2 separate regions of the Homo sapiens genome follow, and region 1 is linked to region 2. The links are chromatin loops, found by intact Hi-C in ENCODE. Cell type or tissue: mammary epithelial cell. All regions are shown on one strand. Links, peaks and the distances in the headings refer to the core of each region. The heading gives the core; the rest is flanking DNA. Region 1 holds the start of LOC124901596 (a long non-coding RNA gene). Region 2 overlaps LOC105375170 (a long non-coding RNA gene).

The links. Peaks named below come from ENCODE experiments on the same cell type or tissue, not always from the same donor. Only the 100,000 strongest peaks of a DNase experiment are listed, where the experiment ranks them.
Region 1: it touches region 2 in a loop (3.0-fold over the local background); 3 of 110 quality-filtered maps call a loop at or near these places.

The regions. Positions count from the first base shown.
Region 1 is chr7:17,086,851-17,102,786 of GRCh38, reverse strand. It overlaps LOC124901596 (a long non-coding RNA gene), which reads left to right and starts at 3,278. Exons shown (of 2, transcript XR_007060240.1): 1 at 3,278-3,748. It overlaps LOC107986772 (a long non-coding RNA gene), which reads right to left and starts at 2,983. Exons shown (of 3, transcript XR_001745107.2): 1 at 2,925-2,983. RefSeq lists a cis regulatory region at 7,703 and an enhancer at 7,631-7,775. In mammary epithelial cell, for the core only: no CTCF peak of the experiment used is centred there; DNase peaks (open chromatin) are centred at 7,606 and 11,846; H3K27ac peaks cover 2,635 bases.
Region 2 is chr7:17,001,968-17,017,903 of GRCh38, reverse strand. All of the region lies in intron 1 of LOC105375170 (a long non-coding RNA gene), which reads right to left. LOC124901595 (a long non-coding RNA gene) reads left to right here. Exons shown (of 4, transcript XR_007060239.1): 3 at 4,746-4,880. Among named protein-coding and RNA genes, the nearest start is that of AGR3, 130 kb to the right of the region's middle. RefSeq lists silencers at 1,165-1,459, 1,185-1,479. In mammary epithelial cell, for the core only: a CTCF peak has its summit at 8,686 (motif pointing left); a DNase peak (open chromatin) is centred at 9,833; H3K27ac peaks cover 253 bases.

The DNA of each region.
Region 1 (15,936 bases), core at 4,444-12,443, 84 kb before region 2:
TTACATTTAGAAGGACACAAACAGTAAAGAAACAATTCTACATATTACATATGTAGAAATACATAATTCCCATTCAGTGATTACTTTTTGATACACAAAATGGTCTAGGCATATACCTCATTTTATCTTACCCACGTGGTAAGAACTATCCAGTCTTACAGTTGGAAATTGAGGTTCAAAGAGGTTACATAATTTCCCATACTCACAAATATAGCAAACGGCAGTTCTGGAATTTGAAATGAGTTCTGTTTGGCTATAGATAATACATGCTCTTCCTAAGTAGTGACTATACTGTACAGTCTAAGACAGGTTTCTTTTACTGAGATCAACAGACTACTAGTGTCAGAATCACCTGGGCCCCTTGATAAAATGCAGATTCCTGATCTCCACCCAGACTAACTGTAATTTTAATAAATCGCTCAACTGATTCTTATCCAAAGTAAAATTTGAGACCACAGGGCCAAACACATTTTTTTTATAGTTGCTCAATACATTTAAATTTACCTCATTATATTTATTTAGATGACTGACAACTTGACCTTCCTCTCTTCTTTTTAGTGCAAGGAATACAAATAAAAAGATCCCAAAATAGCAAACCACTCAGCAATCATTACTTTCATTGTGATTCTTAGATATATGAGCAAAAATGTAGCAGAAGTTTTCCTCAAAAATATTAAAAATATTATTGAAAAAAACCAAGTTGGGCAACCTAAGGAACATAGATTGTCTTCTTGGACATTTGCCAGTTATATTTGGAACAATGTTGACTTTTTTTTAACTTGTATTTTTGGTTCAGAGGTACATGTGCAGGTTAGTTATATAGGTAAATTGTGTGTTACAGGAGTTTGGTATACAGATTATTTAACTACCTATTGAGAGCGGCAGGAGGCAGCCACATGGCTAGGCAGATAGGGGTGGGTCCCCAAGAAAACCCCACCTCCAAGCCAAAGGCAGTATTAAAGCCTGAAAGCCAAGCTACCAGTTAAATCCTCAGAATGGATTGAGAACCTGTCTTTTCATTTGGTGCACTTTCCTCTTATTGGTCCCCACCCTTCACCTATTTTACATATAACTATCATTTCCTAATTGGTTTTCTACACTGTTGTGCCCACCTTTGAGTGATGCCTTTGCTTTAACGTGTTTTGCCTACTCACAAACCAATCAGCATGCGCTACCCATTCTGAGTGCATAAGAGGACCCAGACCCAGCCACAGGGAAGGGACTTTTCTGCCTTTGGGTAAGGGAACTATCTTCCGCATCGCTGCTTTGCTGTGAGCTTTCCTCTCACTTAATACATTCTACTCCACTCATTCTCTGGTGTCCGTGTGCCTAATTCTTCCTGGTTGTGAGACAAGAACTCAGACCTAGCTGAGCTAAGGAGTAGAAAGATTGCGACATTATAAGGCAATGGGTGACAAAATAATCAATGATGACTTTTAATGGAACTTGGCATGGGGTTAAGCCTGGATATATCTCTTATATGAGAATATATATACCACTACCTAAATTTAAAACACATCCTTGTATGTGATTGTCACTTTCTGGGCAGTCTAACTCCCTTAAAGCACTAGAACAGAACCTAATGTATTCCAGAATGTGGGCCTAGAAGCCTTGGATGATCTGAGGTACTCCGAAGCAAGTTATGATAGGTCCAGATGACTATGGCCAGCCAAGCAAAATTCCAGTGGAATTTTGATTGAAAGAAAACTAATTTAAGGGCAGTTAATTGGACCCATGAATTTGAAGAGATTCATGGGCAAATAAATGAGGAAGCCCACTTACTCATAAAATATTTATTGAGCAAGTTTTATGTGCCTGGCACTGTGTTAAATGCTAAGAATTTAACATGCTAACGTTAAATTGAAAATTATGAACAGATTAAAAAGTCCTCAAGTAGTTCAGACACTGCACTGGAGACACTAAAGAAATGTGTGGCATTGGTTCTTTTTTTACAAATTTTATTAGGAGATTACTGAGACAAGATTTATAGGCATGAAATAATTATAAAATAATTGTTTTAAGCCTAACGATATTGAATAAAAACGTTCAAAAGGAGAAATCTAGTATGTTTGAAACGTTGGGCATTTAGTGATTGAATGTTTTATACACATATTCTCTCTTACTAATTTTCATAAAATTCTGTGAAATGGATATTACAATCTGTATTTTAAAGAAAATGAAACCTTATCAGGTAGTAGTGAGGAATATACACACGCATAAAATTATTACCATCAATACTCAGTTGTAGCAGCAATAGTACCTTTCCACATACCCAGCCAAGTAAAATGCAGAGTTGTAATTCAAATCCAATTTGTTCATCTCCACATTATACCTGTGCTCTTTCTGCTATACCACAATACTGCTTCCTTGTTTCAGAAAAGAAAGATGACCAATATGGGTTGATATATTCATCAGTAGTCTTTGTAAAAGCAGGAAAGAGTAAATGGAATATTAAATTGAACTTTGGACTTTTGAGCACTGCTAAACAGCAAACATCCTTTTGCACCAAAATCAAAGAAAGTAAATAAATAACACCATTACACTGCCAGAATACAGCCAGTCTTCATTTAATTCTTTTTTTTTTTTTTTTTTTTTTTGAGATGGAGTCTGGCTCTGTCGCCCAGGCTGGACTGCAGTGGTGCAATCTCAGCTCACTATAACCTCTGCCTCCCAGGTTCAAGCAATTCTCCTGCCTCAGCCTCCAGAGTAGCTGGGATTACAGGCATGCACAACCACGCCCAGCTAATTTTTGTATTTTTAGTAGAGCTTGGGTTTCACCATGTTGGCCAGGCTGGTCTTGAACTCCTGATCTCAGGTGATCCACCCGCCTTGGCCTTTCAAAGTGCTGGAATTACAAGTGTGAGCCACCGTGCCCGGCCCATTTAATTCTTCAGTAAGACCTACCACACCAAATTTTCACTGACCTTCTAGATGAGGGATTACCTTAGGATTCCCGGAATCTGGGCATGGTGAGATAAAACAGGACAACCACAAGTGTGAGGACACTTCAAAGTGCAGCTTCGAGCAATGAAGGGCAGCTATAAACTCCTGGGAAACAATAGCAGGAGCTGAAGCAGCTTGGCACGCGGGTTGAGTAATGGATAAGGAGGACTTTGGCAAGGTCACTAACAGGTTGTGCAATAAATGACTATAGCTGAAAACTCAGGGAGAGGATTTACATGGGCACAGGTATAAAGGAATGTTCCCGATTCCTTGTTTGGCCTGTTGAGTCACCCACAGAACTTTCCACAAGGCAGTTGCTATCCTGCTGCCCTCTGTTTCAGGCAAAGGCTCAGAAACAAGTGGTAAAATAACAGAATTTTGGAAATCATAAACATTTGCAACTTACAAAAAAACTTTGAGGACGATGATATCTACTTACCGCTTAGCAGATGAGAAAACGGAGACACAGATAAATTAAATGTGTTGCTCTGAGTCCTAAGGCTACTAAGGGGCCACTCAGCCCAAAACTTGGCTTTCAATTCCACTCTGGGACTCTGTACACTGTTCTTGTTGCTATTATACTGCCCAGAGAATGGGATGTTTCTGTTTATTAAATAAAAGTCCTTAAGTATACAAACATAGAAGGACTACATTCCTAATTCGCAAAAAGGGGGAACAAAGTTACATAGAATCCTAAAACTACCCTGAACAAAGCTGAAGTTGCTAGGATCTTACAGAAGATTCATCCAGGTCCAGCCTTCGAGGTGATTACAGGTCTCCAGTAGTCTGTCTACATCTTTCTCAGGTAATGCCTAAAGAAATGAATTATTCTAATATTGCTCTTTGCAAATACTTATCAATTACTTTATCTGCTTCTGAAAGGAAAGTAAAAATGAAATATTTTTCTATATATTTTGTTACCTTCTTCAGGTCTTTGCTTAAATGTCACTTTGCAGTTCACTTCCTTGAACACCTGCTTTATGTATTTATTTAACTTATTTTTATTTTTTTAGAAATAGGCTCTCACTCTGTTACCCAGGCTGGAGTGCAGTGGTACAATCATAGCTCACTGCAGTCTTGAACTTCTGTGCTCCAGTGACCCTCTCCTCTCAGCCTTCCAAAGTGTTGGGATTACAGGCGTGAGCCACCCTGCAGGCCAAACAGCCACTTTAAAATTATAAACCACACCCCACAATCCTTACCCTTCAGGCACTTGCTAGTCCTTCTATCCTGTTTTTTCCCCCTCTAAAGCAATTATTACCATTGAACAAATGGTAATTTACTCTTTGTGATATTAAATAAATTCATCCTTTATGTTTGCTTAAGATTTGAGTTTTAATTCATTTTTTTTTCTTCATGGATGTATGAGAAACTATTCTCTGCCTAAGATGGCATTATTAAACTTTTCAGAAATCATCAAAAATTTCTCAAAGTCTAAGTACATTAAAAATACCCTATTAATTTAGCACTTTCCTTGACAAAATTATTCTTCTTCTTAAGGTCATAAGAGGAAATACTGAACAATGTTGAACAATCCAGATGTAGTCACACTGAGTGAATCTGTACAGAAATCACATTTAAAAACAGTGACAGCAATAACAAGTCCCTGAACACTGTGAGAAGATACCACGCATGCATTCTTGTCCGTATGACCCACATAATCCAGGTCCCATGGCTTGTTTCTCAGTTTCTCTGTCTTCAACCCTGGAACTCTGTGCCAGTTTTGTTATCTAGCTATGTGCTCTCAAAAAAACCTGATTTTCAAAACATCGCAGCTACGAAACACAACTAAACAAAACACTCCTACGAGTGTTTCCTCCTGCCAGACTCTGAATCATTTAATATACATGAATTGAAAACACAGACCTGGGAGCTGAGGATATTTTAATGTCAACAGGTGAAGGTGGTGGGCTTGTGGTGGGGGTCTCTCCCACATCCTGTCTCCTCCCAGACCTTCATTTGTTTAAATACTGGTTGAGACCAATCATGCATCACAGTGTTGGTATTGCCTTATTCCCACAGGGCTTTTGGTTGAAAGCAATGCAGAAATGCAGCAGGCAGGTTTCTTCGGGGCTTCTTGGAGATTATCTGTCTGCCTGTCCGTCTTTCTGTCTATCTATCTATCTATCTATCTATCTATCTATCTATCTATCTATGCACACATATATATGGAGTTCCTGCAAACTTAGTTCATTCTCAGAGAAAAATCTAGCTAATATGAGTTACCTTTAATATTGGTTCCAGAAATAAAAATGTATTTCCCCTGATTCTAATAATTTGGAGAGTTCACTGGAAATTTGGCTGGGGAGAATTCTATCTTCATCAGAAACCTGAAATCAAGAAATTGACTCACTCTGTAATTGTTTAATTAATCATACTTTTACTATTATTCTTCTCAGAAGGCATTTCAAATGAAAAATAATTATGTGTAAAAGTCTTCACAAATGGCTGAACACAAACCCTATGCTGCTAGAAAAATATTGATGAAAAATGTGGAAGTTTTAAGATATTTCTGTAAGACCAAAGATTATATATGAATCATTGAATAGAAATATAATTATAATCCATCCCCCAAAACAGACATTTTAATTTAAATTTTAGTTTTCATGAAGTGGGGATTTGATCTGAAAAAAAAAAAAAAAGAGCTTTGGTGACATGGAGCAGCTGTCACTTAGGATACCAGGAGGGGAAGGAGTCCCTCTCTGCCCATTTGCCTGATCCTAGATAATTGCTGAATGTCAGAGATTGCAGTGTGGCCACGAAAAACAGCTTCTTTTGTGGACCAGTTTTACTTCACATTCTGGGTCTCTGGACTTCAGTGGCAATGGGAGATTCTGTTGGGGAGCTTGGATGGCACCAGGGCTACAGAACCACTAACATGACTAGAGCTACACAAGGGTTATTAGATGAGATGTGCTTCATTGTGATGTCTTTTGTTAACAGTAGTACAACTCAATAACAAAACAAAACAAAACAACGAAACAAACAAGGGATTCCTTTCAATGTGAGAGTGGTTTTCCCATTCTTCCTTGTCATGGTAACCAAGAGATACTGTTAAGAGTGAACAAGCATCCTTTGGAGGATATTATCATAAAATGTGAAATGAGGGTCTCATATCATTTATTTTGATTATCCAATCCTATTTGGTGGATGAAAAATTACAGAATGGGGAAAGGAAGGGAAGCCGATTTCTTTAGCCTCCTGAATTCTTCAGTTAAAGCAGGTGCAAAGAAAAGGTGTGTTTTGTTACTCAACACTTCTATCCACTCAAGAGCCCATGAGAGAATTGAAATCCCTGCTTACCTTCCTGACACACAGAAGCTTAAAGCAAGTTGCAAGGCTTTGCCACATAGTAATCTGTGCAAATCAGAAAGATTAGCTCATGTAAGACTTCTAACAAGAAAAGGCAGCTACAGCTTTTTTTTCTTTTTTTCCAAATTGAAAAAACTATTAAGGATGATATTTAGAAAGATAATTGCTTCTATTTCCCATTTAGATGTTTGCTTCCAAAACCCCTTCAAATACATCTCTTATTTTACATCTAGTATGGAGTGGTTGGGTACTTTACATATTGATTAGCATGTTTCCAGTGCAGTGTTTTCTTAAAACACATTACAATCCTGTCCTTGATGCCCAGAGCTGGTGAGGAAAGCTGGATGGAGATCTACTGCTGCCAAGAGCACCGCACATTGATGGCTCTTGGAAATAGCAGGCACATGCCCACAGCCACCACTTCCTCCCAACCCACAAATGAATGCTTTATATATTAGGGAATTTCAGAATTCTTATTTCTGGCTTCACTTGAAATGATATGAAGACTCAGCAACACTAAGCTTGCGTTCATCTTTGATGACAATGAACTAGAGCTGATTAGTGGCTGCCTCAGTGGCTACTGTCATCACCCTTCACCCTGTCTAGCACTGTAAGAATTTTAATTTGCAAAACAAAGCCTTGGCATATCACAAGTAATATATGTCACAATAGATTTCCTCTTAGGTTCTAACTCTATGGAATCTACCTCTGAGTGAATATTAAGTCAGTCTTTCATCAAGAAGTATTTGTTGAATGAATATGTTATTGCCCTTGATTTACCTATGAAAACATTTTGTGGTGCTTCTGCTTGATCCAAAACATGAAGCAAGTACACTGTAAACCTTAAAAAATAAAGTTCTTGCCTGAGCCTTCCTAGCAATTACAGTATGAACCTCATTAGTTATTTCATTATCATAAATTCTCATTTTTTGTCCTCTTTCCTGTATATTGATCATGTCTACCCAATGAAACTGTAGCTCATCAAAGATCAGGATGTTTGTCTTACATCTTCATGATCCTCCACGGTGGTTTGCACATGGCAATCATGGGATAAATGCATATGCATTTATTTAAAAGCTTATGTGAAGCAGAAACATCCCAATATCGTCCAACTGTAATGACGGTGCATTGTCTGAGACCATCCTCCTCTGCCTTCTCTTCCTTTATAGGAATAATCCAGGGCTGAATCACACAAAGCAATGCCAACCAGTTTTTCTAGATGTGTCTTCTATTGGCTTTTTTCCCTCAAATCACAAGCAAGGCTCCTTTGAAGCAGGCCCTGCCAGAGGCATGATAATGATCAGGCTGAGATTATAATGAGCATGCAGCGTTGGAACACAGCACTGGTTACTGGCACTTACATGTTCACACCAGGCTCTGCCAAACCACATGTGCTCCAATACAAGGAGCTTCCTCTCAAACACTGGGCAGGCTCACAGGCTGCTCACGCAAGGAGATGAATCAAGAGCCCTGAAGGCAAGTAATAAACTCCCCTCTTCTTGGCATAGGCCATAGTCTAAAATGGATACAAATTGATTCCACAAACATAGATAATGATCTAAAGTGAATGCACCTAGACTCTCCCCATTGAAAAAGGAGCCATTAATAGATTGAAGTTGACTAGGTAGAAATGGAAATTTTACTCTTGGTTCAATGGGTTTAGGCAGTATGTGGCCATGGTCCCATAAATATAACATGATGACGTGGGCAAGTGGGTTTAAGAAATCTAGCCTTTTTCCTGATACTTTATTTTTGTCTTATCTTGTGCTGGTACAGTACATGGTATATTGCAAGTGCCCAACGACTGCTGTTGGATGGAACTGTCACTTTATTGTTAATAGTTACAATACTTAAATAGAATCTAAATCCTCATACTAAAAAAAAGAATTGTCAGCTTTAGAGAAGGCAAGCGGTTGCTGGTGAAAAATACTATAACTACATTCATACATAATCTAAAACAAGATGATTTTAAAATCAAAATGGTATTGTTTCATCATAAGTAAAAACAGGGAAAAAGATTATATTGATGCTCCCTTTTACTGCCTAGGTCTGTTGGGAGTTTTACTGAGTTTCTCGTGGGATATTAGCAATGCTGTTTGAATATGGTTTAATCACATTAGAGTAACACATGCAGTGATAATTAGTTCAGTAGGTAAGTGATTAATACAATAAGAGAAGAAATATTTATGTGGGCCTGGTTCTCATAATTTCTTTTCCCCTGTATAACCCACCACTGGCAATTCTAGAGTGACTTACATGGAAAAGAAACAAAGTGACAAGACCTCACATGCATTTGTGTCCAGTGAGTTATAAGGCTTGCCATCAGTGTTAATAGTAGGAATACCACAATTTTTTAAAGAACTGGTTTTTGATTTCAGTCTAAATTCTACCTCCTACCATCTCATCTAAATACTGCCCCTGTACCCACCTCATTTATGCTCTGAATTTGCCATATTTTAATATCTCTAATGCACTTACATTTTGAAATAACCATCTGTATAAACATTTTCTGTCATATTTACCACAGAGTAGGTGTTCAATAAATATTTTCCAAAAAATTAACAAATGAGAATTTAATATTTTCAAATAAAGTGACCACGTCAAAAATTAAACACATGTTCTTTATTTCCAAGTACACATTTCTGAGGTATCTTTGAGCGTTAGCCCATCTCTCATTCCATCTGAGCATTACTGTCCCATTTCTCAGCTTGGGGAGAAGGGGTAGGGACGTGGGAGGTTCAGGGATAGGGAAGAGTGGGTCTCAAGAAAGAGATACAGATTTGCTTTTCACTATTTTTTTTTGTAACGAAAAAGCAGAAGTTTGATCATTTGTTTTATAGACCACAGTAAACTCTTGATGAACTCAGCTAAAGACTCATTTTCTTGACTCTCTTGGAGTAGCCAAGCAGAAGTCATTGTGTGTGTCTTCCAGGAAGATGCTTTGCTTTGCAGTGGAATGACAGCTGAGAAAGAAGTCCTTTTACCCTTTCCGTCTCCTTCTTCCTCCTGCAGAGACTACAAATGAAGTGGCTAGAACTCACTGAGGCAGTGTTAAGGATGGAAGCTATACAAAGACAAGGGAGAGGAGAGACAGCCCCCTGGTCCACTGACGGCATCATGGGGCCACCATTCCAGCCCTGGATTGGTACCTCTGAGAATTTTTTCAGAGAGAAAAATACATTGTTTCTGCCATCATTATTTAGTGGGGTTTTTCTAAACTATTTATCCAAATCTTTCCTAATCAATACATTATTTTAAAAATTATGCTAAATAATATCAAAATGATCAACTGAGTCTAAATTGCCATGTTAAAATGGCTGTATCTAAATAGCATACATGTTCTACAAAGCTTTTACCTCCTTCATCATTTTAATGCTTACAACATACCCCATAAATCAATTAAAGAAGATATGGTCATATCCATTTAACAAATGAGAATATAAGACTAAGGAGGTTAGGTCTCTTATCCAAGGTTTCTAGCTGGTAAATCAGAGTGCAAATCATCTGACTCTTAGCCCAGGGCTGTTTCCAGTAGAGGAGGTTTGCCAGTTGCCGAAACGAGTGTCAGTTTCAAGAATTCCTACATACGCATTTTAATGATATTCATTATCTACATCCAGATTTCCTCTTTGAGAATGAAATTTTAAGAGCTTAAGCATGTATAAGGAAGATGACACTAAAATTTCTATTGTCACTAAATGATTTTTTTAAAATATTTCTATAAATTCTGAAATCTCTTCTGTAGAAGATATGTATAAAATAAATACTACAGGCAAGTTAACAATTTTTTTCCACTTCAGGTCCAGTTGGAGCAGAGTTAATGTTGCAGCTGGACACCATGATTCATACCTGTAATCCTAGCGGTTCGGGAGGTTAAGGCAGGTGGATCCTGGAGGCCAGGAGTTCACTACCAGCCTGGGCAACATAGAGAGAACTGTCCCTACAAAAAATGTTCTAAAAAAATTAGCCAGGCGCGGTGGCATACTACTAGGGAGGCTGAGGCAGGAGAATCACTTAAGATCAGGAGGTCGAGGTTGTGGCTGCAGTGAGCTATGATCGCACCACTGCACAGTCTGGTGATAGAGTGAGATTCTGTCTCTTAAAAAATAAAAGACTGTCGGCCAATGTAATTGACAATATGGGCCAAATAACTCAGATGGTAGATTCAAGAATGTACATTAAGACAAGGTGAGCATTCTAGCTGTATACTGCCAATACTTCATACCACAACAAAAGAGTGATACAATATCACCAGCTTTGGAGCCATTTCTATATTTATTGCCAATTAATCAAACAGATTGTCATACAATTGATCCAATACATTTAGGACCATCAGATTACATAATATTTATCAACTGGAGACACCTAATGACTCAAGGTGTATTAATACTACAAAATCCATTTTGTTGAAGAAAGATTTTTTCATATAAAAAGAAATTTCCTATAGATAAACCACAGATATTACATAAAATGAAAATTTCCTTATGTACATTAACATGTCCACTACTGCATGGATCACTAAATTTAAAATACTAAATTAAGAGGACAAGTTTCTAACCTGTGTAAAGCTGGGTTTTGAGGACTCACTTATGTTCCTACACTTTAGGTGGGTGACCTCATAGAAAAGAAAATTTATTTTTGTAACTCAAGAGATTTTTGAGCATGTTGGCCACTAACTTTCTAAGTCTCTTGACTGTGTACATTTTGAAACAAGATCGTTATTTTTCTGGACATAAAATAAATGGTAAGCAGAGATGATGGTCAATATTACACCAACACCAATGTTTTATATCAAAGATAATTTTTTAAAATGTACATATCCTTATCTATAGGGAATATAGAATATCATTATTTTGGATTTCATCTCATTTTAGAAATAACCTAGTAATGAAAAAGAGGAATAATTTTGTAGGGTCTGCCTAATCTTATCAGTACTGAAAGTATAAATATCGGATGATTTCTTGGACATAGCTCTCTAGGATGTTTCTAGACTTAGGCATACTTCCTGAGTCTAGACAAACTCCGAATATGCTCTGGGAACTTTCCTGACTGTTCTAAGATCTGGTTTCTACCTGCTGCAGTCCCTATACCTGATACCTACACTTCTTGTTATAATGACACATTTAATGTTTCTGGGCTGTTCCAGATTCTGTCCTACATCAGTGTCCTCATTCTTCTTTGTGTGGTTTTGGTATTATCTCATATGGCCTCTCAGGGAATCATATAATAATACATAACTAAAAAACTGACTTCTTCTTGCCTACAATATATATTTTTACAACCTAGACATTTGAGTAATATTTACCTTATGGATTTCAAGACATAAGATTTGCTCCCATGCTTTGAAAGAACTGCCAAAAACTCAGCTAAGCCTCTCTCATTACCACTTACTGTTCACCAAAAGAGACTAACGGTCCAAACAGAGTGTTCTTTCATTAGGTCTTTTTATTTTTTGCAAGAAAAATCTTCTCTCAGAGATTCCAGTAGACTTCCCATCATCATCTTACACATACATTCCTAAACAAATCACTAGAAAGAGTTACCATATTTTATTTGGAAGAATCAAGACTCATGACTCATGCCCTAATACTTCCAAGATGCGCAGCCTTTCTTGAAGCCTAGGGCTATTAACTGAAATAGTCAATTATGAAAAAAAGTTAGGGATGATGACTCTTGGTTAGGTGATGGGCAGTGTTTAGACAGCACTCTTCCAGGTATGAAATGATTTATCCTTCATGTTTACAGCTCCACTTTGCTGCCTTTAGTCTTTTAATAAAATAGGTATGTGCCCCTATATATGCGCATGTTTGTGTATATATACATAGATATGTGTATATAAAGATAATATATTTATATTTTCTTTATAAATATCTTCATATATACATATGGGTGTATATATATGCATGTGTGTATATATACACACAAACATGCACACATATGAAACCACATACATATATCTTTATATATACATATGTGTATACATATATATATATATATGCATGTGTGTATATACCTATCTTTCTGCCTATACATAGATATCTTTCTATGTATAGTTAGAAAGACAGGTATATACACACATGCATATATGGGAGGTTCTACCTATACACAGGTAGAAAGATATACATACATATATACACATAACGTACTTGATGACTTTCTACATAGGTAGAAAGATATACATACATATATACACATAAACATTCTATTTATTCACAAATATGTACACATTCCTTGCAACTTATAAAATGCGAATTATAAATATATACATTATTTACCAGGCACACATAAAAATTACACCTTCATATTTTATGATGATGATGCAGATGATGATTGTTTTGTGAGGATGATGTTGAAAAGATCAAAGCATGAATAATATCCATTATGTTAACCACATTTTTAAAATATTCCTTGATTTGGGACTTTGAGCAGATTGCATCTGATTTGGCCTTAAGGGGAGTTACTCCATTGTTCACTCCTGTAAGTTAATTTATTATTGGAATCCTCCAACCCAGTGGGAAAAACATTCAGTGGCTGAGGCATGCTGATTTGCCCCAGAGTGAGAGGCAAAGAGGTCACTGAGCTCCTTAAGAAGGGATAGAAGCTCTGTTTTAGAATTTAGAAACATTTATTTTTAGTTTAGGTTTGCCATACAGAATTTCTCCCAACATCACTAATTAAGGGGCATATTCAAGAGCTCTTATCCTTTAAGGATTACCAGAGGAAGAATAAATGGGAATAGATTTTAAAAAGTCATCAAGTATAATATTTAATAATTTCTGTCCTAAATTTTAGAGGGGGATGCGGAAGGTTTTGGGCTGGTGAAAAACATTTGAATTTGGCAGAAGTGGGAGTGTTGAGAGAAAAAAATAAACAAATTACTGCTTACATAGTGAATCCCTAAAAACAAGTAGGTATGTTTGTAAGGATATTGTTTAAAAATGGGATTTCATTTTTTCCACAAAAAGTTGTAAATTATGGTGAATCCCCAGTTTAGCCCAGTGAATCATAAAAAGAATGCCACTGATGACTGGTTTGTTCAATTCTTGGTATGGGAAAATTTACACTGAGCTGTAATACTTGATGGAAATTCTTCCAGTATGGTGGACTCTGCTGATACTCTGCTGTATTGTAGCAGCAGAAAAAAAGAGCAAGAATTACCCTATTTTTCAAAGATGGTTGCTCCTGGGATGGTGTCAGTACAGTATCTGTTCCTGAGGTGGATGGAAGGTAAAAACTATAGCAACGGCTGGGCGCGGTGGCTCAGGCCTGTAATCCCAGCACTTTGGGAGGCCAAGGTGGGCAGATCACAAGGTCAGAAGATCGAGACCATCTTGGCTAACATGGTGAAACCCCGTCTCTACTAACAATACAAAAAATTAGCTGGGCATGGTGGCGGGCGCCTGTAGTCCCAGCTACTCGGGAGGCTGAGGCAGGAGAATGGCGTGAACCCGGGAGGCAGAGCTTGCAGTGAGCCGAGATGGCGCCACTGGACTCCAGCCTGGGTGGCAGAGCGAGACTCCGTCTCAAAAAAAAAAACTGTAGTAACAGGGAGCACAGCCAGAGAGTCATCCATCATTGTCCCATTGCAGTATGAGCCACTCCTAGGTTAGGGGTCCATTTATTTGGCAGTCAGCCATTTATTAAGTTATGTAATATTTCTTGAATGTCAACCTCAGAGTAAACACTGTGCCAGCCTCTGGGGAAACAAGGAAAAGCAAAAAACAGACATGGTCTCTTCTATCTAGGAGCTTACACACTAATTTGTGATATTGGGATGGGCAAACAGTCAAATAATCACATGTGAATATAATATTGCAATTGGGATAGATGCTAGGAGATACAAGGTCTATTAAACAACAGAATTATACATTTACAGAATTATGCAGGAGACTCTTAACCTGGAAAGCTACAGAAGACTTTCCTGAAAAATAGATTTCTCCTAAAGGGTGTGTTAGAGATAATCAATCAGGAAAGAATTGGGATAAGCCAGTAGAGAGGCGTGAGAGAAGCCAGAGGGGCAAGGGCTGAGAGGCGGAGGGAGTGCTGTTAGAAGTGACCTGAGAGGTGGACTGGGCACCAGACCTAAAGTGCCTTACAGATCACGTTAAACATTTTGGTCTTTAGCCTGAGAGTATTAGAAAATCATTGATTTTTTTAATAGGTAGAGAAACCTGACTTTTGTTGTTGTTGTTGTTAAATATTGATCAGACTATAGAGTTGAGAAAGGAATGAAAGGGAATTAGAGTTGGGAAGCTATTGTGGTAACCAAGAGTAATGGAAATATCTTGGTAAAGAGAAGTGGTTCTCAAACTTCGGTGTGCATCAGAATCACCTGGATGACTTATTAAATCACAGATTGCTGGGTCCCAGCCTCAGAGATTTAAACTCAGTAGGTCTGGAATGAAGAACAAACATTTGTATTTCTAACAAGTTTCCAAGTGATATTAAAATTGCTGGTCTGACAACTGCACTTTGAAGACCACTGGTCAAGAGTAATGATGGTGGAATGGAGGTGAGAGAAGTGGACAGATTATTTGTATATTCTTATTTTCAATGCACAGGAAAGTCTCCTGAGTAAAATGATTTAAAAATTTCCCTTGAATACTTATTTTGTTCTTTGAAACTTTGAGGAATAATGAAATCTAATATAACTTAGCATTTTACAATTTCTGACAACACTGGTCTTGTGGTAGGGTTTTTATAAGATTAAAATGATTAGCTGTGTTTTCTTATTCTAGTCAATATTTTAATCACAAAATAAAAAAAATTTTACTTGAGCTGACTTAGAAATTTGCTAAATTAGCTATAATTTATGTATAGTTTTAAAATAAATATGTTTGCGTAAGACCCACATAATATGTGCTTGGCAGCAATGCTAAGATATCTGTAAAGGACCCATTTTTCCATTTGTTTGTTTGTTTGTTTGTTTGTTTGATACATGGTCTCACTCTGCTATCCAGGCTGGAGTACAATGGCATGAACATGGCTCACTGCAGCCTCCTGGGTACAAGCAATCCTCCTGCCTCAGCCTCCCGAGTAGGTGGGACTAACTACAGGTGTGTGCCACCATACCAGGCTAATTTATTTCAATTTTTTTTTTTTTTTTTGTAGAGACAACTCACTATGTTGCCCAGGCTGGTCTTGAACTCCTGGGCTCAAGTGATCCTTTCACCTGAGCCTCCCAAAGTTCTGGGATTACAGGTGTAAGCCACCATGCCTGGCACCATTTTCTGTTTTTTAAATTTCTTATCTGCCAGAACTAATATGTGTTCCACATGCACGTGCCTAGTGAGCAGTATGTATCCCATGGGCTCACACATAAATTCAGTAGTACCTGGACTGGTCCAGAATCTGTTCAGTGAGATGAATACACTGACCACATATTTGGATGTTGTTGCAATGTCAACTTTCCACAAAAGTTTCTAAATGCATACATTTCATTTCTGTAATTACCTTGTTGTGTATAGGTAGCCTACCATGCATGGCCTGGCAGCACAACCTTACAGGAAATATAATTATATTTTTTCCTGAAAATTATTAGTCAAAAGAGATCTTCAAAATGGGCAAAGTTCCGCTGAATTTCATAAATCAAAGTCAGCTTTACTAGTGTTTATTTTGCAAAAACCAAAATGGTAGCACAAAGCTAGGAATATGATAGATAATCAAGGTTTTGCTTTATTT
Region 2 (15,936 bases), core at 4,050-12,049:
AGCCCAAAATCTCCTTAAGCTGATAAGCAACTTCTGCAAAGTCTCAGGATACAAAATCAATGTACAAAAATCACAAGCATTCTTATACACCAACAACAGACAAACAGAGAGCCAAATCATGAGTGAACTCCCATTCACAATTGCTTCAAAGAGAATAAAATACCTAGGAATCCACCTTACAAGGGATGTGAAGGACCTCTTCAAGGAGAACTACAAACCACTGCTCAAGGAAATAAAAGAGGATACAAACAAATGGAAGAACATTCCATGCTCATGGGTAGGAAGAATCAATATCGTGAAAATGGCCATACTGCCCAAGGTAATTTACAGATTCAATGCCATCCCCATCAAGCTACCAATGACTTTCTTCACACAATTGGAAAAAACTACTTTAAAGTTCATATGGAACCAAAAAAGAGCCCGCATTGCCAAGTCAATCCTAGGCCAAAAGAACAAAGCTGGAGAAATCACACTACCTGACTTCAAACTATACTACAAGGCTACAGTAACCAAAACAGCATGCTACTGGTACCAAAACAGAGATATAGATCAATGGAACAGAACAGAGCCCTCAGAAATAACGCCGCATACCTACAACTATCTGATCTTTGACAAACCTGAGAAAAACAAGCAATGGGGAAAGGATTCCCTATTTAATAAATGGTGCTGGGAAAACTGGCTAGCCATATGTAGGAAGCTGAAACTGGATCCCTTCCTTACACCTTATACAAAAATCAATTCAAGATGGATTAAAGATTTAAACGTTAGACCTAAAACCATAAAAACCCTAGAAATCTCTTAGTTCTTAAAGTTGGAACAGCATGTTTTCACTATGATCTTCCTTGAAAACCTCCCTACCTTCTTATCTGACTTCTATTGGCGCTCCTAAGACATTCCCCAGGGACCCCACCCCTACATACACTCACTTTATTTTATCTGCCAGCCTAAGCCACTGAAGTTGGAGTAGAAAATCAATGGCTCACTCTGCACAGCCTCGCTGTGCCTTATGGGGCGGGGGGAACAACAAGTGCTTTGCTAAATTAGGCAGTATTCAGAGGCATTCCCAGTGTATTACCAATCTTATTATCCAAACATGCACCCTATGATGTGACATGAACTACTAAACAAGAAAAGGAAAGGAGAAAGAAACCTCTTCAAAAAAGCATTAGAGATATCTGAAATTCTCTCTGTTTGTAGTCTGTGGGTACACTGCTACAACACAGAGGCTGTTCTGTTTTGAGAAAAGCCTAGCTAACCTTGAGACAAAAATGACAACTGGAAATATCATCTGCAGCTACATCAGAACAAACACTCAAGGTGCACAATGTGAAATAACTGCTGGCAACATACCCCCACACAGAGATAGTAATCACTGCCAGGAATGTTATCTTTGAAGGGCAGAAGTCTAAGTGATTGGCAAGCCAGAAAACATAGCATAGACCCTTAGAAATACTGATCAAAGCAAACTGAAGTTCCCTAAAGGAATCAGGATATGAAGTAATATACATGTTTTTAAAATAAGGATACACTCAGATTATGAATGTGTGTGTGTATATATATACATATATTTTAAAATCATATATATTTTTTAAATCATATATTTTTAAATCACATATATTTTTAAATCTATCTATATATTTTTACATCATATATATTTTTAAATCTATATATATTTTTAAATCATATATATTTTTTAAATCTATATATATATTTTTTAATCATATATATTTTTAAATCTATATATATTTTTAAATCATATATATATTTTTAAATCATATATATTCATGTTTATATATACATATATATATATGTATATATATGAAACTCCTGGATATCACCCACAGGCATCCTAGTCCAGACCACACCTTTTGAGCTCCAAAAGAATTTGGAGAAATAAGCCTGGCATGGCTGACCCTCTTGTTCATGGTTTCAAGATTGGGAACATTGAAATTCCTCACATTTCTTCCAAATAAGATATTTAGAATGAAAACCCTTTAATCCAACTAGAAAGAGATATCTGGAATGTCTGAGCTCTCCTCCCAGATTGAGAGTTGTTTTTCAATTAGTAACATGGACTGAGGAATTTTCTGGCATCTGCCACTAAGTGAGTAAACTCAAAAATGATAAAATAAACTTAAAAAGAAAACAAAAAAAACCCCAGCTCATTTTAATTAACTTCCGGTGAGACTTAAAAGACAGCCCAAGCCACAAAAAGTCCGTTTCCAAAAACGCTGCTCTTTTTTATTTTTGCCAGACAGCATGACTCCACTGCCACTTATTAGTACTGATTCTTAAACGCATTGTTTTCTTTTTTTTAAGTAACAGATTCACAAACAGAGAGGATACAATTCTCAGAAGAACTGGGACAATAATGTAATCTCTAAGTTGTTTTAAATTGATTCATCAAAACTAAAATATGAACATATCTCAATATTAACTATCTCAAAAATCTAGGCCAAGACCACACTAAATTTGGACCATTTCCCTTAATAGTGCAATAAAGTACAATGGGTTTTTCAACAAAGAATACTTCTAGCTCTGTGTGTGTGTGTGTGTGTGTGTGTGTGTATCTATATATATAACTACTGCCTCAATTTCCCTCATCCACCACTAGATCCTTACATTTACTGCAATATCCTAACTACAACACTGAAAAGAAAACCTTGTATCTATGAATGACATAAATGTATTGGTATTTTGAGAAAAGCTGCCATCATATTGTCATCGGATTCGATTAATTTTTCTGTTTAATTTTAACTTGTTAAAATTTATTTAATTGTATTCATTTCTTTTATTATCAGTATGTTCTTTGCCCTTTGTTTAACCCTATCAAACTTTTTGACAAGCGGAAAGTTTATAAAAGATGAAACTTTATGTTAGAAACACTTACACTAAGATCTTGCCCAGATTAGAAATCTTATTCACGTGAAAAATCTTTCCTTCATACATAAATGGAACCCAATAAAGTGAGAGCTATTCACAATATCTTAATTCAGTTCTCGTATTTTGCAGAGTTGGCAAAAATCATATTTGTAGACGTTTTACCCCAAGAAAATTGATTGATTGATCTGACGATTTACTCAGTTTCCCAAATTCATCTTGAACTATAATCTTAGCCAAATCTATATCCAATCGCTCTAAACGATGATGTAGTATTGTTTGCCAATTAGCTGTCCGAAGAATTAGCAACTTTTATTTACCATACTATATAGGGTTTACTTGATATAGCTATCTATGTGTGAAAGGTTGATAACTTTTTAAAAGAAGGTGTTGAAAAACATGGTAACGAATAACCTGTATTCATTTCAAAGAATAATAGCTACAAATTCAACATGTGATATGTGAATTCTAATGCTGTAATTCCTCACACTTGAATTCTCTTATGATTCTCTCACTATTCAACTACCACTTGAGAATCATTCTGGAGGCCGTTTGAAAAAACACTGGATTTTTCCTACTCACTTTCTTAGAAACTGTGGTGAGAAAACAAGATAGTATTCTTTCTATAGGGTATCTGCTCAAGTGTCAAAAAAGTTTGACATTTTCCTATGTGTTTTTGAGAGCAAATTTTCCTTTCTTAAAAGACAACTGAATCCCAACACTTTGGGAGGCCAAGGCTGGCAGATCACTTGAGTCCAGGAGTTTGAGACCAGCCTGGGCAACATGGAGAAACCCCATGTCTGCAAAAAATACAAAAATTAGCCCGGCATGGTGGCACACATCTGTGATCCCAGATACTCAGGACGCTGAGGCAGAAGGATCACTTGAGCCCGTGGGGCAGAGGTTGCAGTGAGCTAAGATCATGCCACTGCACTCCAGCCTAGGCAACAGAGTGAGACACTGTCTCAAAAAAAAAAAAAAAAAAAAAGATAGCTGTAAGAAACCAGTTGAAATAACTGTGAATAATTGCCTGTCCCTTAAACTCTTTCCATCTCTTTCAGTCATTGAACCTGAATGGGTTTAAGGCAACTAGACTACTTTGTCCCCACTCTAGTCAGGTCTTGTGGGCAGCCTCAGAATTGATTGTGCTCCTTCAAGAATTTTCACGCCAAAGGTGTTGCATACATGGACGATGCTTCCCCAGGATGCACACCCCTCCTTGTGAGATAGCTGAGTATAGAAGAATCAACTGACCCAAGATAGAGAAACTATCTCCTCCTCCCTGCCAGGCATACAGAAATAAAGGACACCCATTTTGCTGATGTAAAGGACATGAGTGGAGTGAGGCAAAGGGAAGAAATCAGGACCAGTAGCCCAAATTGCAAATAAATCCTCTTAATTAGGCCCTTATTAGTGGAAAACTAGAAAAGTGTAATCTGTTACCAAAAGGAAGAACTTGTTCTAACATAACAAGAACACCAGCATAAACATATTGTTCTGCTCTCAGCAATGCCTATCAGTCCCCACCTCAGATGAGCTGCAGAAAATCCTTCCTCCCTGCTCTCCCATCCTCTGCCACCCTCCTCTATAATCTAACCTCTTTCAGCCACTGGCTCAAGTTCATAGTGAATCATCCACCCACTTTCCCCTTAACACTTGATGTCCTTTACTCCTCAAGTAGGAGAAAAGCATCGAAGGGAACAACCTTTGCTGATCTGGCCTCGGAAAGACACAGCAACAATGCCAACAATTGATGTCTTGATAAGTCTGACCACCTTATCACTAGCATAATTCCAGTGAATTATGACGCACAGTCACTTCATAGCTTCTCCATTTTACCAGACCCTTTTTTTTTTAATTATTAGGAGACAAGGTCTCAGGAAAGGAGTGGGTAAAACACTTATCTCCAGAAAGCCAGCAAGAGGGAAGAAGGAAGAAAACCCCATCCTGCATGGTATGATGCTGAGATTCCTCACATATCTTCAAAGCATCCTAAGAAAGTAAGTTTGAGTATCTGTGGGCACTTGGGCTTCAAAGAACAAACAAGAGAGGCAGAATCAAGGGAGTTCACAACTCTCTTTCATTCTTACATTATAACATTTATACATTCATAGACAGCAAATGAAGAGTCTCACACACATCATGTTTAGGATATAGGTCAGAAAGCTGAGACACAAAGATGTCAACCACTTGCGTATTTCTGACTCTTAGTTCTGATTCTCAGGACTTAATTTTTGTCTTTTGTTAATGCCCCATCCCAGAGTAAGGTCAACTGTTTCTTCAGGGCCAAGGGACTGTGGGTGTCCAGAGAATGCTCAATTGGAATATTTTTTTCAGCTCTTTTATTACACAAATGAAATACTCTTCAACAATTGTTGGGGGGTGGTTTTTTTGTTGTTCTGAAACAACTCCAGTAGGCTTTTTAGCTCTACAAAGTCCCTCCACACAAGTGGTGATGCTTGACATTTCAGCTCCAAGAAGGTAAAATTGCTTGGTGATGAAGTTATTAATGGTGATGTTGAAGTCAGAGCTGCACCTCTGCAGACCAGGTTATATTTGAGGAAAATATGCTTAGCTAAAAAAAGAAGAAGAACAGTGATCAGATACGTCAAGGTGTCTGCCCAACCTCTTGGCCTGGGTCTCATGACGGAGTTGGTGAGATTCAGAAGGCAATGAAACCATTTTCATCGAGTGCATAAGCACAAGTAGATCTGTCCCTGAGCCTGAAGGGCAAGGAAATCATGGGTTTTTACAAATTTAGTTAGTATCTGGCCACTTTAACAAATTTCTACTAATGCTAATAACTCTTCAGTTGATTTTTTAGTGCACAATCATATTATCTTCATTTAAAGATAATGTTACTTTATTCTTTTGAAAAGTTGTACCTCCTATTTCCTGCCTTATTGCTTCAGCTGTAAGTCAAGTCTCTGCATATACTTAGTTTGAATGATGAAAAGGGTGTTGAGATTTTTAAGTTGTTTTGAGAAATATGGATTTGAGTACAAAATGCTGAAGATAGAGAAACTGAAGAACTATTGTAGTAGTTTAGGTGTGGGCCAGGTGAAGTGGCTCACACCTGTAATTCTAGCACTTTGGGAGGAAGAGGGAGGCACATCATGAGGTCAGGAGTTCAAGACCAGCCTGGCCAACACAGTGAAACCCCGTCTCTACTAAAAATTAAAAAAAATTAGCCAGGCGTGGTGGCGGGCACCTGTAGTCCCAGCTACTCAGGAGGCTGAGCCAGGAGAATTGCTTGAACCCGGGACGTGGAGGTTGCAGGGAGTCGAGATCATGCCACTGCAGTCCAGCTTGGGTGACAGAGTGAGACTCTGTCTCAAAAAACAAAAAAAAAGTTGAAGTGATGTGACAATGCATGAAATAGGATGATTGCTAAAAATATACAGAGAAGAAGAAATAGCTATAGAATATTTTAGATTTAAGAAGAAGATCAGCTGGAAAAGATGGGTAGGCAACAAAAAATAACTCCAGATTTTTAACATGCACTATGGTTGACTAATGGAAAATAACCAGGATTGCTATTATTTTTATAGACACTAAAATGTATGACAACATAGAAATCTAAACAGGGAATTTAAAATGTTAAATTAATCTTACTTCTTAGTTTATAAACAGTGTGAAGTATGCAGATCAAGAGAAACATTTAAATATTCTACCCCATCTCCATGATCTCATACAATCTTGCTAATACCATAATATCTCATATTAATGAGATTTGTATAAAGCTTTCACACTATATGAAGTAATTACACATATGTTATATATAAAAATGGTTCCTGAGAGATTGACACTAACACCTCCTAAAAATAGTTACACTTTAAAAAATATTTTCTATGATCTCAGTTGAAAATTGCAATCCATTCTTTATTCTCTGTGCAAACTCCATTCTACCAAACCTGATTTACCAGTGGCTTTTGTATGCAAACATCTTGTTCTCCCCTGTTCTATATATCCTTCCCCTTTCCATTCTTGTACACAAAGTGAAATCCTAATTAACCTTCAAAGCAATCTTTTGCCATTCCCTTGAAGCAGGGGACTAAAGGGCAGAGGAGAAGAAATTGGGGGTACAGACAGCAAGTTTCTATAGAGGAGAAATGTCAGTCACCTTGCCCTTCCTGGGCATGTGGGTAGAGCAGAGGGTCAGGGAGTACACCAGCAGCTCCATTCCACAGCCCTTAAGGCAATCACAGGAAGTCACTATGTCAGTAAGCAAAGCACAGGAAACCGTATCACTGATGATACTAATGCATCTGCCTTGTTTCCATCCCCAAAAACAAAATAAAAATTGTTCCTTCTTCCCTCTCCCTTACTCTCCCCGACCCACAAATCTTTCCCATCAAGCCAAATTCATTTTCCTTATTTAAAGGAGGAAAAAACAGTGGCTTTTATTGCTTGTAAAAGCAAACCACAATGAAAGGTGCAATTCATTTTTCTCCATTCTCAATTTTACTGATGATTCTTTTGGCCAAGAAGAAATTTTAAAGAAAGCAGAAGAAAATTCTATGAAAAAAGTTCAACATAAAATGAGATAAATCACAAGCAATTAAATTCGTAAAATTATATCACTAAAGTTTTAATATCACTTCTATGATGAAGAATGAAGTTATCCAAAAATTTAGCAATTGCTCTTTGTAGGATAGTTTGTTCACTTTAATAAAGTGTATTTAATAGATACAATTTAAGTTCCTTTATGTTTCATCTATTAAAACACTGCTGAGTCTTTAGTGTAAACAAGACTGGTGTGACAAGTATATTTTTCCAAGTTGTATCCCCTCCCTTTCTATTCTTACATTCCATTTCCTTTTTCTAACTAACCTGCTGTTTTCAAATAGTTTTAAATGTTTTCACAACAGTTTGAGTCATTTAAGGTGTTTAAAGCCCAGATACGACATTCTTAGGGAGTACACAAACAAAGAAGGTAAAAGCATCATGTAAGTATGATGGGGAGAGGTGAACAACTAGCTTGTTAAACTGTAGTTTTTGCCTATTGTGAAGTGAGCACAGCATTTCTGACTTTATGGCAGAGGTTTATGGGCCATAAGCAGGAGCTTCTTTGGAATCAGACATTCATGATACTAAAAAAAAGCAGAAGCTCCTGAAAGTTAAGATGGAATTGTTATCACAGAGAGGTAGTCCCTATGATCTTGTTCACTATTAACAATTGCTGCTGACTATCCTACTGTTTTCAAATGGCCAAGGTGTCATTAAGAGAGTGAGGCAGGGAAAAGGAAGAGGATGTAGACCATGTTGATTAGAGTAAAACAGTTTTATGCACCATTTTTAGCAACCAAAGAGGTACCATGTGAAAAATCAATGTCTGTTGCTAGTGATCTTATCCCAGACTCTGATCTAATTTTGGCAATGTTAGAACAAAGCACATGCTGTCTGTATTGTTATTTGCTTACCCCATTCACTATGACAATACCAAAATACAGATTATGAAATAATTTTCCTTGGCATAGATTTTGAGAAGTATTTTTTCCCTTTTTTTAGTTTCGAGACATTGAGCTTGGGTAACTTCTCAGAAACTGTGCTCCCAGGAGTAGCAGCTTATCTGACTGACACGGGGTCCTAATATCCATTCTCACTCATCCTACCCTGTGGGTACTTCTCGACATAGTAAATCACTCATGGTAGGTGACAAAAAAATCCCAGTCATTTACATCTGTTCAACAAACATTACTGATAGTGTTATGATATTTTTAATATAAAAGTAGTGATGCTGTATTCAGCCAACAGTGAACTTATTACATCTAATGTACTGAAATCCCTTAGCTCCCCCTATAGGAAGGGTTGGATTAAAGTAGCAAGTAAGAGACGACAAATTCACATGCAAGCCCAATTTCATGGCAGAAAATAAAAGTTAAGGAGTCTGTTCTTCTTGTCCAACCATGTAAAACCCAAAATGCCAACTAAGAAGATTGGTCTTATCTTTACAGCTGCCTGATCCACTGAGTAAAAGAAAAGCACACCTTTGCTATTTTGCAGAAGAGGCAATTAAAAAAAAAAATCTCATCTGTTATCACCATTCTGTCTATTCCCCTATTCCCTCTACAGCTCAATATTAGCACTAGCAAAGGGTCTCATTGATGAAGTTAATACCCAGCTTGGGTTTCAGTCTCATTTAAGCCATTGCACTAAATCATTCATTCATTCAATGAACATTATTATGCAACTAATATATTTAAGAAACTCATAATTTCTCCTCTCAATGTTGGCTTTGAAATAGAGAGGTAGACTGGTATACACGTGTTCCAAACTCAGTGAGATAAGAGCTATAATCAAAGTGTGTCTAAGATATGGAATACTGTGGCACACATAGAAAATTGCATAGTCAATTCTCTGTGGTTGAGAAAAATGATAGTTTTAAGTTTCAGTAATATATCTGCTGATTTCTTCATCAAGTCAAACTGATCTGAAGAGCTTTTATATCAATATTTCCTTTGCATTCACACTGCCACCACACTAATTCAGACCATTATTACCAAACACCAAAACTATATAGTCTCTTAAGTGTATTCCATGTTATCTTTCTTTTTCTCAGTACTCAGCAGAACTGTGAGTTTATCTTCTTGTATTATTTTTTAATGTCTCGTTGAATAAAATCACGAATGCCCCATCCACATCATACATAATTTGAATATAGAAATGAGGCTAAATACTTGGACTTCAGAGCTGTTACCATTAATCTAGTTCCCTCTTTTATTATTAAGGGTTCCATCATAATAACCCAATTGTTATAAATCCAATTAAAAAGTTACAATGCAATATTTGCTTAATTCAAAATCAAGAGGTATTACAGCACTCCAAAACACCTCCATGCCCATAGTTTACACCTTTTCCATTACAATTTTTCCCTCCTTGCTAGGGATAACCAGCAATGCTGAGTCTGCTATTAGTCATAATCTTGCCTTTTGTGGCAGACACTTTTGGGCTGTGCGTCACAATTCCTCAGTCCGCCTCTAATTGCAATCACAGCTCTGTTGGACAGTTACCTGTAAGCTCAGTTAATGCTGACAATGCTGCACCTGAAGTGCTTGGCTTGCAATCTCAGCTTTTCTGTTCCAAGAAATTTCCAAGACCACCACATATAGGAAGGGGAGTTATCACCCCAGAGTACAACCCCCTCACAATGGTAAATAGGAGCTGATGGATAAATTCCCCAACCTCCTATTCATCAGACCTAATTCTGGAAGGCATCTGTCCAGCCCTCAGAGATCCTGGTGTAATACAACCTGTTGTCTTTATCAGTGGCCTGGAAAATACACACTTATATTGGTCTGCCTTTTTTTTTCTCAGTCTCCCTGCTTCCTAAGATCTCTTCTTACATAAACAATTTGCCATAAGCCTTTGACTCTTGTTCTGCTTTCAGGAAACCCTAAATGAAAACTTTTAAATAATTTTACCACTTATGAATGCAGTCACAACTGACACATTTACACCATTTTGAACTTCATAAAAATGGAACCACATCATATGAGTTCCATTCTATCTTGTGTCTTTAAATCAATATTATATTTGTGAAATTTGTCAATGTTGTGAGTGTATTTGTGTAGATCAGGTGTGTCCAATCTTTTGGCTTCCTTGGGCCACGTTGGAAGAAGATGAATTTTCTTGGGCCACATGTAAAATACACTAACACTGGCCGGGTGCGATGGCTCACCCCTGTAATCCCAGCACTTTGGGAGGCTGAGGCGGGCAGATCACGAGGTCAAGAGATTTCACCATCCTGGCCAACATGGTGAAACCCCGTCTCTACAAAAAATACAAAAATTAGCTGGGTGTGGTGGCGTGTGCCTGTAGTCCCAGCTACTCGGGAGGCTGAGGCAAGAGAATCACTTGAACTCGGGAGGCGGAGTTTGCAATGATCTGAGATTGTGCCACTGTACTCCAGCCTGGTGACAGAGTGACACTCCATATATAAAAACAAACAAACAAACAAACAAACAAAGAAAACTACCTAACACTAATGATAGCTGATAAGCTAAAAACATCATAACAAAATCTCATGTTTTAAGAAAATTTACGAATTTGTGTTGGGCTGCATTCAAAGCCATCCTGAGCCACATGTGGCCCACAGGCCATAGGTTGGACAAGGTCGGTTTCGATTATTCATTTTTTGTCTGTACAGTGGGGGCATTGGAAAATTTTTCTCTCAGGAATCCAACTATCCCCCCAAAAAACCTTAATGATTATAATATCAGGTGTTTCCTCAACAAAAATAACCAAATTATACCCTCCTACTGAGAAGCCTACATTCAACAAGACTCATGAAATTGCCTACAGCTTGCAATCAGCTCCTTAATGATACACTTGTTAACATAAACAGCCAAACCAAAGATTACTAAACTTTAGGCAAAACTCTAACATGAAAGCAACCCAAAATGGAGGTCATTATGACAACGCAGAGGGTAAAAATTTTACAAAATTCGTTATTATTCAGAAAAATGAAGGAAGATATATCTACAAACAAGAATAAAATTTTATTTTAAAATAACAATAGAAGCAAAAATCCAAATTATCTCTTAAAATTTAAAATATGATGGTAAAAATAGAAAACTTTAAAGAAAACATTAGAAAGTGGAAGGAGAGAGGAAGGAAGTGAGAGAATAGAGAGAGAGAAAGACAGAGAGGTACAGAGAGAGAGAGAGAGAAGAAAAGGAGGCCAAAGAAGAGAAAAATAAACCTAAAGAACTTATTTATGATGTCTAACAGGTGAATAATAAGGATTCAGTGAGGAGGGTATACAAATAAGCAGACAAAATTATCAATGAAATAATTCTAAAAATTATTCCAGAATTGAAGGACCCATGTTTTCAGATCAAGATGCTCCAGCTAGTAACCTGAACAATGGAGAAAAAGGAACTCACAGCAGAACATCTACCTGGAAAATGCAACCACTTTGGGAAAAGGGGAAATACTAAAAGTTTCAGAGAACAGAAGTGTGTCACATACAAAAGACCAACAATGAGAATGGCTTTTAACTTTTCAATATCAGCTCTAGATGTTAAAGACAATAAAAGAAAAATGATTTCCAACTACTAATAATCCAGACAAAGTGTAAATTAAATGTGAAAGTAGGCAATCCAATTGGCCATAGAAGTGGATACCTGAATCTAAATCTCTCCACATAATTTCCAAGAAGGAGGAGGAGAAGGGGAGGAACAGGGAAGAAAAGAAAAAGGAGCTCAAATCAAATGAAACTTGACCCACATTTTCAGCATTACTAAGAGACCAAGAATACTATGAACTTCAATTTCCCTTCATATAAAGACACAAACAATTCCAGCAGATTTTCACTGATTGGGAAAGGTAGGGTAGAAAGCCTTTAAACACTTCGTGTAAAAGAAAAAAAATATCAGGGGACTTTTAAATAAAGCAAAGACAAAATTACCCTTAGAAAGAGAAAAGTCCAAAGCTAAATACCAAAATACTGAACACAGGTCTGGAACTGGAAAGTTCACAGCGACAGCTACAGGGAAGGGGTTTACAACTGAGCGAGTTGGAAATTGGCAACATTGAAGCATTGCTTCTGGGGGAAAGGGAAAAAAATAGAGAAGAGGAAATGCCCGTCATAGACTGTCAGTGAAGTGAAAGCAGGAAGCAAGCAGGAAAAATTAAGGAGCATGCAGAAATAAAAACTATCACAGTACATGTAGACCCTTCTTATTTCCTATCTACCACCACTCATCACCAACAAAATCATCTATTAGTGATATTTAACTTTATTACACTCACTGAAGAGAATATGCTCAACCTAAAAAGCCCATCAAGAAAATGCATAAGAATAGAAGCAAAACAAATTAACCCTATACAATGCTATTGTAAAAAAAAAGATATTACATATCATAAAAAATTTCCACCACAAACAACCACAAAGCAGAAGAAACTATAATATAACCTCAAGTCTTAATTAAATATCTTCAAATAAGCATTTAGATATACATATATAATTTCTAATAAAAAATGCAAAAAGTAAGCACAGAAGTATACAAATAAAGAAAGAAATGCAATGAGTTGATAGATCTCAGGAAAGAAATTACACAGATAAAATATCCCTAAAATGAAGAATAAATTATAAGGTATCCAAAGGAAAATAGATTTAAGTGACACATTACTAAGGAATAAATGCGAGAAAGAAGCCAAGAAAATGAAAATAACATAAAGAACTTTTAAAAGTCAGAGAGAAGGAGGTTGGAATCTAAGGTAGACAAATATTCAATATATGTACACTTAGAATCCCTGAAGAAGAAAAACAAGACAATGAAACAGAGCTAATATTTAAACCAATAATCCAAGAAAATCTAAATCTATACATTGAAAGGGCTTCCTGCGTACCTGGAAAATTTTACTGAGGATAATTGAACTTGAGAAATAGCCTTGCAAAATATCAGACTTTTTAAAACAGAAAGAACAAAAATCCACATGCAGGCCCTCCAGACAAAAAAGAGCAAATTAGGTATAAGAGTAAGACAAGCCAACCATAATTCTCAAGAGCAACTTACAAAGAAAGCCAACAATAGAGTGACATTTTCAAGAAACTTAAATGTTGTGGGAAGTCAGGGACCCTGAACAGAGGGACCAGCTGAAGCCACGGCGGAAGAACATAAATTGTGAAGATTTCATGGATATTTATTAGTTCCCCAAATTAGTACTTTTATAATTTCTTATGCCTGTCTTTACTGCAATCTCTGAACATAAATTGTGAAGATTTCATGGACATTTATCACTTCCCCAATCAATACTCTTGTGATTTCCTATGCCTGTCTTTACTTTAATCTCTTAATCCTGTCATCTTCGTGAGCTGAGGAGGATGTATGTCACCTCAGGTATCTGTGATGATTGTGTTAACTGCACAAATTGTTTGTAGAGCATGAGTGTTTGAACAATATCAAATCTGGGCACCTTAAGAATAGGATAACAAAAATGTTCAGGGAACAAGGGAGATAACCTTAAAGTATGCCTGCCTGTGGGCTGGGTGGAACAGAGCCATATTTGCCTTCTTTCAAAAGCAAATGGGAGAAATATCGCTGAATTCTTTTTCTCAGCAAGAAACATCCCTGAGAAAGAGAATGCGTCCCTAAGGTGAGGCCTCTGAAATGGCCACTTTGGGGACGGCTGTCTTTTACAGTCGTAGATAAGGGATGAAATAAGCCCCGGTCTCCTGTAGTGTTCCCAGGCTTATTAGGACAAGGAAATTCCTTCCTAATAAATTTTGGTCAGACCGGTTGTCTGCTCTCAAACCCTGTCTCCTGATAAGGTGTTATCAGTGACAGTGCGTGCCCAAAACTTCATTAGCAATTTTAATTTTGCCCCGGTCCTGTAGTCCTGTGATCTCGCCCTGCCTCCATTTGCCTTGTGATATTTTACTACCTTGTGAAGCATGTGATCTCTGTGACCCACACCCTATTCATACACTCCTTCCCCTTTTGAAAATCACTAATAAAAACTTGCTGGTTTTAAGGCTCAAGGGGCATCATGGAACCTGCCAACATGCGATGTCTTCCCCGGATACTCAGCTTTAAAATTTCTCTCTTCTGTACTCTTTACCATTATTTCTCAGACCCGCTGACACTTACGGAAAATAGAAAAGAAACTATGTGAAATATCAGGCACTGAATTTCCCCCGATACTTAAAGAAAGCAAAACCCAGAGATTTTATATCTAAGCTGAAATTGAAATATCAAGACTATAACAAAATAGTCTTAAAAGTACAGAAACTTAGGAAATAATGAACCTATAAACCTTTGACAAGAAGTCTTCTAGAGGATGATCTTCATGCAACCAAGAAATAATATTAATAGTAGTAACAAGAAAACATACTGGTAGTGAACATTTAATATGTTTAACTAGAAATCTATGAATAAAACAAAATTGAGAGTATAGGTTAAAAAAATAGCATATAAAATCATAAGTTCTGACAAAGTAGAAAGAATGCATCTATAAAATATGTAGAAAAAATATAAATAGGCCGGGTGCAGTGGCTCACGCCTGTAATCCTAGCACTTTGGGAGGCCGAGGCGGGCAGATCACGAGCTCAGGAGATCGAGACCATCCTGGCTAACACGGTGAAACCCCATCTCTACTAAAAATACAAAAAATTAGCTGGGTGTGGTGGTGCATGCCTGTAATCCCAGCTACTAGGGAGGCTGAGACAGGAGAATGGCGTGAACCTGGGAGGTGGAGCTTGCAGTGAGCCAAGATCGTGCCACTGTACTCCAGCCTAGGCAACAGAGCAAGACTCCATCTCAAAAAAAATTAATTAATTAATTAATTAATTTAATTTAATTTAAAATTAAAAAATTAAAAATAAAAATAAAATATAGGCTAATGAAGAATATAATAAATTGTTGTATAGTTAAAAGAGAAAGTCAAATGATGCCATTTAAAACTATCAAGAGGTTAAATAAGAATGAAAAAAGCAAAACTTTTTTTTTTTGAGACAGGGTCTTGCTCTGCCGCCCAGGCTCACTGCAATCTCCGCCTCCCAAGCTCAAGCAATCCTCCCATCTCAGCCTTCTGAATAGCTGGGACCACAGGCATGGGCCACTATGCCTGGCTAATTTTTGTATTTTTAGTAGAGATGGGGTTTCACTGTGCTGCCTAGTCTGGTCTCAAACTCCTGGTCTCAAGCAATCCTCCTGCCTTGGCCTCCCAAAGTGCTGGGATTATAGGCTTGAGCCACTGTGCCCAGCAGAGAAAAATCTTTTTAATTTTGGGTTAGCCCAAGTGTTTTTAAACACCATTAAAACACAATCCAAAAAATAAATAATTGATAAATTGGACTTCATAAACATTAAAACTTTAGCTCTGTGAAATATCCTGGCAGGAGAATAAAAAGACAAACAACAGACAGAAAACATTTACAAATCACATATCTGAAAAAGAACTTTTATCTAGAATACATGAAGAACAAGAACTCTCAAAACTTGACAGTTTGAAACAACCCAATTAAAATATAGCCAAAAGACCTGAACAGACACTTCACCAAGAAGACATACACACAGCAAGTAAAAACATGAAAAGATATTCAACATT